Linked DNA regions of Mus musculus: region 1 is linked to region 2. Evidence: chromatin loops called from intact Hi-C (ENCODE). Cell type or tissue: left cerebral cortex. All regions are shown on one strand.

Region 1 (4,000 bases), 170 kb before region 2:
CTTTCCCTCGCCACAGAGACGACCATAGAAAAACCACAACCGATCAAAACAAAGAGTTGTAGAACCCAGCGTCGACCGATACTCCTGCACCTACTGCTCAAGAGTCATGGAATAGTGGGCAGAAAGACTGTCAAAGCCAGAGAAACAGGGAGTTTCCTGTAAGGTTGTGTCTCCTAGAAATATCAGAGATGCTATACCAGTGAAATCTTACCAACATGGCTGCCTAAACATGACCTGAAGAAGGATGGCACCAACAGACATACATGCTAGCATAGGCAGGGAAAGCTCGGGAGGCCTACACAAAGAACCACTGGCAACTAAAGAATCCTGAGAGTGGGAGAAATAATATTCCCAGGAGTGAGCACACCGATGACTTATCCAACACCAAATGGTCAGCCCTGGAAACATACATACAAGTAACATTATACATACATACAAGTAACATTATAAAGACAGGCTGTATTTATGTATTTAGCAACACACTCACACACTCACACACACACACACACACACACACACACACACACACACGATTAGAGAAAAAGAGGCTGCCAGGAGGCAGGGGCAGCAGATTACTGAACTGAAGGCCAGCATGATCTACAGTGTGAATTCCAGGATAGCCAAGGTGACACAAAGAAACCCTGCCTTGAATAAAACAACATCCTCCACCCCAAAAAGGCTATGAGCTTGCAAGAGAAAGGGTGAATGGGCACATGGGAGAGTCTGAAGGGAAGAAAGGGAGGGGGAAGTAATAAAAGTGTATTATAATATCAAAAATATTATTTTATTGAAAATAATTTCATACAATATATTCTGATCATGTTTTCCCCTTCCCAACCGCTCCCAGATCCCCCAACCTCCATACCCACCCAACTTTTATTTTCTTTCTCTTTTAAAAAGAGAAAGAAAGAAAACCAAAAACAGAAAATGCACTTCTGGTAAGTCTGATGCTGCCCAGCAATGCTGTATAAGCAAGCAACCAGAAAGCACATGATAACATGCGGTTAGGAATGTGGGCTGCAGACAGCCCACAGAAGGGGCTGAAGCATGGGGCGGGGATGGGCATGGGACAGGACACACAGCAGTCAAGTTCAAGGTGGATTGGATGGTACTGTAAGAGAACACTGTGTTCTGTTCTCTGCACTAACTCCTTAAAATCCCTCCAAATCTGACTTAGGCAGGTGCTATAATCTGGTAATAAATACAATGGCAATCACTTGCTGAGTTCTAAAAGATCCAATTTCTTTCTTCCACCCTCAAAGCAGATCAAGTCAGAATGGAAGACAGGGATGCAGGGACCTTGGCCTGGCCTGAGTGGTCCCTTAGTTAACAAGTGCTCAGAGTTGTCTGTGGTGAAGGCTAAATGAACTTCAGGGTGGAGACTGGAGTAACCCACTCCTTCTCTGGGCATATACCATTCAAGTGGGACAAGGAGGAAGTAGGCAAGAACCAGCTCTAAACAGTGATTACAGATCTGAGCTGGGGTCTTGTCAGATGCGCTCCTAGAATGCTCTCTCCAGGTCTGTTGTCAGGAACTGAGAGTGGGACAGCCCTCCCTGCCCCCATCCCCACTGCCAGGTGGAGGAACCTCAAAGGTTCCAGCAGGTGCTATTGGTAGAGGCTACAGTTAAGCTCCACTGTATACAGCCTCTTCAGGAGACGAAACAAGGCTGGCCCCCTGGGGCTGCGATTTTTGCCTGGTGTGTATGAGGAATATTAGGGACCTTGTTTTAAGTATATGAATGAGAGATAGGGCTCAGAAAGTCAGAGAAAAAGGGTACTTGCATCACTGTCCAGACTCCAGGAACCAGAAAGAGAAAACAATACTTATGTTCTCAACTGTACACCAGAGGCAGATGGCAGCACAGGACACCCTAGGGGCTTAAACATACAGATACTACAATTCTGCCCAGCAGGGGGCGTGAGAGTGCCAGCAAACAATCCCCAGACAGAAGCACAGTGAAGCCTCAAGGAGGCTGTGACCTGAGACTGACATCTTCCCAGGTCAGTGCATGACCCCAAAACACACCAGGGTCACAGATTACTACGGCGGGTTTGAAACTTGCGAAATGAAGCAAAGATTAACCATCTTCTAAATGTTAAACAAGTCAAAACATCATCAGATAAAAGCAGGAGACACAAACTCAAGGGCAAGCACACGATACTGCTAGCACATGCAGAGCCTGCGTGTTCACTCTTGTACAAACCCACTTCCCCAGCACCGCTGGCAGCCGCTCACTCACTTGGCCATGACACGCCTCACATTGCTGGCATACAGGGCAGGATTCCTCTTCTCCTCTTCAGAAGGGCAATACACAGGCAGAAACTGAGAACAGAAGAACGGTGTTATCTCTGCTAAGGCATGGCACTGATCCCACCAAAGCCACCATAATGGTTACCTGTGTGACATTAAAACTAGCAGAACCCTTCCTCTGGAATTGTCCACCCATGACTATACATATTTACATACTCATAACTACAATGTCCACACTACACATACACATATCTAGACCCACAGGCACACAACACCCATGTGCATGTATGTGTACACACAGACATACACAATACATATATACTCACACTCACACTCACACTCACTCACTCACTCACACACCTGCAAACTTTATAGCTCAGCACTGCTAACCAGGAGTACTTACTGGCCCAGGGTACAATGTTCAACTCCTAATGATATGCATATTTCTATCCTTCCATGACAGTTTTATGTTGGGGATTATAGAGAATGCAGTTCTGTAATACTACAGTTTCTACACCTGAAATCTACTGTATCTCTGTGATAAAACATCCTATAAATACAGCACTTAAAATGATCGAGTGGCTCATGTTAGTGCCAACTTTACCATGCATGAAAAGTCAAAAGACTATTTCTGATTCCTATTCTTAAATGAAGATATTAAGAATATAGGAACATCCTGAAAACCTAGCATACAGTGTGTAATGTGTTTACAGTTACATTTTAGGAATTTCGAAAATTACAATGGTCTTTCTCATTAACGGTACCATATACCAGGCAATGTGAAGAAGGATATGTAAAGATTATTACAGGGCCATTCTCAGTTTCTCTTATCTGAAGATGAGACCAGGTCTGGAACAGTTCTGCTCAAAACCACAGGGGTCCCAACCAGTACAAGACCATGTTCCTTCTCAGACCTGATTCTGTTCTCTCCTGACAGCTGAGAGAAGAGCCACAGAAAGATCCACAGCAGAAGGACCAGCACGCTCTGGGCTGGGCTCTTAGTAGAAGTCACATTAGCTCATCTGTCCATTTTGTAATGCTCTGCAGTACTTATGGGAAGTAAACAGACTGTTTGACTCAATACAGGAGTGCATAAACTCATCTCTGAGGTTAGATGTAGGCCCATCAGAAGAATTCCCTTTTTATTCTTTATTTTCTTTTTAAAAGAAAAACAAATAACAAATCCAAAATCAAAAACACCAATCCTTCTACTTAGAGAAAATTCTATAGGCCACACATATGATTGTACTGAATTTAGCCAAGAGGGTAAGTTCAGTACTTAGGAACCTGCCAGGAGCTGGGAGCTGGGATGGCGGGTTATACTCCATGACTTACAGCTAAGCAGTAAAGTGACAGAATGAATTTAGTTATTCAAATCTAGCTATAGTAGTATTAGTACTGAAGGCAAAAAGGTTTCTCTTTTTATTGGTTTTTTTTTTTTTTTTTTTTTTTTTTTTTAAGACAGGGTTTCTCTTTGTAGCTGGGGCGGCCTTGGAACTCAAGAGACCTGCCTGTCTTTGCCTCCTGAGTACTAAGGTTAAAGGCATGTGCTACCACTGTCTTGCTGGCAAAAAGATGTATATGTATCAATTTTATATACTCTTAGACAATTTTATATACTCTTATATACTCTTCATCTCAATAAAAAAAAATGATTGCTTTAGTTTCCTTGTTAATTTTTAAAAATCCTGTCGAGGGGCTAAAGAGATGGCTCAGAGGTTCTGTTTCCAGCATTCATTTGGCAGC
Region 2 (4,000 bases):
TTCTTAACGGCTATTTTAAGATCCCAGGAAAAGGCAATGGTTATCTCCTGTAGCTACCTATTGAAACTATCTCTGAATTCACAGTACTCCAAGAAAATGATAGAGGGTACCAGCAGCTACCAGGTATAATTCCTTACAGAGGACAGCAGGTTCACAGCACTCGACATCAATCACAGGGCCACAAAACACGCTAGTCTGGAATCAGTTGGTAGACTACACCAGGTGAACCTGAAGTTCAACAGATTAATGGGACTTAGAACCACAAAAAGGCATAGTGTCAAAGACCAGGAGAAACATGAACCCCAGGCCCGCTTTTTTAAAGATTTATTATATGTAAGTTCACTGTAGCTGTCTTCAGAAACCCCAGAAGAGGGCATCAGATCTCATTACGGAGGGTTGTGAGCCATCACGTGTTTGCTGGGATTTGAACTCAGGGCCTTTAGAAGAGCAGTCAGTGTGCTCTTAACTGCTAAGCCATCTCTCCAGCCCTCAGGCCCGATTTTTAATAGTGACAACCGCAAGATTTGAAAAATTGCTGGTGTCCTAGCACTCCCTGCAGAAGCCAGCATGCTCTGTTACCTTCTTTGAACTGAAAATGTACTAACCTCCTTCTGAAAGCATTAGTTTGGTGGTAATAAAGAACACTACTACTCCAGAGTGTAAGAACAGTCATGACAAATATTTTTAATTGGTATCCAAAAGACATTTCTATGTAAACAAGGTTTTCCTTGAGTAAAGACTGGGATAGTTGCTACACAAGAACATCGTTTGTTCTTAAATTGGGATTGTTGCACACCCCACAAGAGCTTTTTGGCTCAGGCAGCCTCTTAAAGCACTTACAATCTGCTGCATATGGTAACAAATGGCAGAGGCAGGAGTTTCTCTCCAAGTTTCAGGTCAACCAGGGTTACCGAGCCAGACTTTGTCTCAAGAGATAAAGCTGGCTCTGTATTCCTGCTTCATACACAGCTACTGTAACAATCCTTCTCCATCGGCAGCTCTGGTCTGATTAGATGTGAAGGAATTGGGCTATGATGTGGGGAAAGGGGGGTTCAACAAAGCCCTAAGGCCCATGGATCTTACAGAATGCTTAATGTTTATTTTTCTCTGATAAGGTGAAATGAATTTTCCATGGACACTGCTTGAAGACAAGGGCTACATTTGTCGCTGTTTATGCTTGGGGTTGGTCTTACAGAGGATAAACCAGCGCCCACGCCTCTTCACCTTGTAGCAGTCTTTACAGCGCTTCTTGATGACACCTTTGGTTTTGAAGCCCAGCGAGGGCAGCAGGGTCGGCAAGGGACGGCCACAGAGAACTGAGCGCACCTCTGCGCAGGGTTTGGCGCGTGGCAATGTCCCCAGCAGGAACGAGGAGAAGACTCGGGGCTTCACCGCGAGGCGACTCAGGTGCAGGAACGGGTCCACCACCGAAGCCACCACGCTCCGTACAAGCAGTGCGGCCATGCCGAGCCCAGACCTGGGGGAAGAGAAGCGTGGTCATCCTGTGCTGCACGTCTGCCAGTCCCTAGGCCCTCCCCTATCAAGGTTACTTGGCATCAGAGGTCAGAGCACACATGCCAGGGTTGCACTCTGGGCTCCGCGTCTCCATGTGCCCAGGCCTGCGCACTCCGGAGAAGCCGCAGATTCCGGAGGCTCACTCACGCCGGCCAGGGACCCCGCCCGCACTCCCGGCCAGCAGCTCTGGCACCACCTCTGCCTGCCCCCATGAAACCTGGGACCCACACCTGGGAAGGGGTGCCACCGGCGGAGAAGTCCTTAATCAACTTCGGGCGCCGGTTAGCGAAGCTTCCGCGTCTGCGCAGTGGAGTGGGACGCCACCGCCAGGAAGAAAGATGGCGTAAGGTCACGTGGGATGACGTGTGCTGTGCAGAGGACGACTAAGGAGCAGATAAAGCCTTCCTTGTCTCAGTATTCTTTATCCAGAATCCTGCACTCTAAGCTCTGCCTCTGCAGATGCTGGGACCAAGACCGGTGCCCATGGGAGAAGAAAAAAAAAAAAGACAGAAAAAGCAGGCTTTGACTGTAAAAGAAACTGCAAACAGTGAATATATTGGAAACAAAACAAAACCCAACATTCAGACAAAATGTACAGGTCATATGTTTACATTAAGAGACGTTCTGGCAGACATGGGAAAGGCCAGAGGAGCAAGTGCAGACACTGCTCTAGTTAAGTCCCTACCCGCGAACTAGGAAAAGCAACAAGGAACGTGGAAAGACCAACATACACCATTACTGATTTCTACAGTTAATTTCCATATATATACATGTATATATGTATATATGTGTGCGTACAGGTAATTCCTATATATAGGGCTTCTACAGTTAATTCATATACATTGGATTTCAGGTGGTTCGTAAATCTACCCATCTTATTTTTATGTATAGCAAAGTAGGTTGTCATTAAGGCTAATGTAGTTCTCTCTAACTCCCAGTCTCACCCTTCACACTAAGCACCCATAGGAATACCTTGAGTTCCAGCCAATAGATGACTGTGAGCATTCACTTCTGTATTTGCCAGAACACAGGGCCCCTAATGAAGGAGCTAGAGAAAGTACCCAAGGAGCTAAAGGGGTTGACAACCCTATAGGAGGAACAACAATATGAACTAACCAGTAAACACCGCCCCCCCCCCCCAGCTGTGTCTCTGGTTGCATATGTAGCAGAGGATGACCTAGTCGGCCATCAATGGGAGGAGAGGCCCTTGGTCTTTCTTTGGGGATTATATGCCCTAGTTCAGGGCAATGCCAGGGCCAGGAAGTGGGAGTGGGTGGGTTGGGGAGGGGGGAGGGAGGAGGGTATAGGGGACTTTGGGGGATAGCATTTGAAATGTAAATGAAGAAAATATCTAATAAAAATGCCTAAAAAAAAAAAAAAAAAAGAAAGAAAGAAAGAAAAGGAAAAAAGGACTCCAGAGTTCTAGCAATTAAAAAAAATAATGTGGGTCAGAGAGATGGCCTGGGAGTCACAAGTGCTTTCCATGCAAGTCTGTAGACCTCAGTTCAGTCCCCAGAACTCACATGGAAAAAGAGACTGGCTTCCTCCAACTTCCACATGTGCTCTGTGGCACCTGTGTATGAACTCACATGTGTGTGAACTCATACACAGACAGGGGGTGTTAGGGTTTAAATAGAGACTTAGGGCTGGAGAGATAGCTTGATGGCTAAGAGCACCTGCTACTCTTGCAGAAGACCATCATTCTGTTCCCAGCACCCACACAACTACTCAAATGGACTGTAACTTGACCTGTCTGGAGATCCTGTGCCCTTCTCTTGGTACCAGGTAACCACACACATGGCCATATATAAATGTATACACTCATACATATAAAATAAATCCTTTAAAAAGAGGGAGAATGAGACAAATCTGCAGGACAGGGTGTGGAGACATAAGCCTGAAATCCCAGCACTCCAAAGGCTGAGGCAGGAAGACAGTGAGTGCTAGGTTAGCCTGGCTTACAGAGCTTAAGGCTAGCCAGGGCATCTTAGGCCCACATTTATTGGGGCATTTTTCAACTTGGCGAGGTCTTTGTCCTTGTGTCTTAGGGCCCTCTCTGGTTACCCCTTTCGTCTTCAGACTCACCTAGTCCTTATGCTATAGCAGAGCACAGAAAGGTAGATACCAGGTCATTAACCTCCAATCCTGGCCAAGAGATCCCAAACAACACATGCTAGCTTCTGGCACTTTCTCGGAATTAGTGACCCGGCCCTGCTCTGAGTCTGGGGTCCCACCTGTCTACCTCTGAGCAAAGTTGTTCAGGCTACTTTGGGGTTTGACAGTATATGTCGTTCCAAGGGAGGTTCGGACTCAGATTCAAATGAGGCAGGAGAGGCCAAAACAGCCTTCAGAGTTACAGACTACGATTTGCATCAGGTTTTTTTCTACATAGCAGAGCTTTTCCGGACAGCTTTCCAATGCTGGGTAAACTTCCTTGCAGTCTAACTGGAAACTGAACTACTGCAGCGTTGCAAAAATGCTCAGA

Evidence for each region. Peaks named below come from ENCODE experiments on the same cell type or tissue, not always from the same donor. Only the 100,000 strongest peaks of a DNase experiment are listed, where the experiment ranks them.
Region 1: a loop joins it to region 2, with 2.0 times the contacts of the local background. A loop is called at or near these places in 4 of 42 quality-filtered maps.

What each region holds. Positions count from the first base shown.
Region 1 is chr13:73,503,828-73,507,827 of GRCm38, reverse strand. Lpcat1 (lysophosphatidylcholine acyltransferase 1) reads right to left here. Exons shown (of 14, transcript NM_145376.6): 9 at 2,244-2,326. Among named protein-coding and RNA genes, the nearest start is that of Slc6a3, 31 kb to the left of the region's middle. In left cerebral cortex, a CTCF peak has its summit at 1,905 (motif pointing right); a DNase peak (open chromatin) is centred at 1,917.
Region 2 is chr13:73,328,837-73,332,836 of GRCm38, reverse strand. It overlaps Mrpl36 (mitochondrial ribosomal protein L36), which reads right to left and starts at 1,828. Exons shown (of 2, transcript NM_053163.1): 1 at 1,746-1,828; 2 at 659-1,477. The coding sequence starts at 1,464. The coding sequence ends at 1,156. In left cerebral cortex, a CTCF peak has its summit at 1,795; DNase peaks (open chromatin) are centred at 917 and 1,847; H3K4me3 peaks cover 1,723 bases; H3K27ac peaks cover 1,637 bases.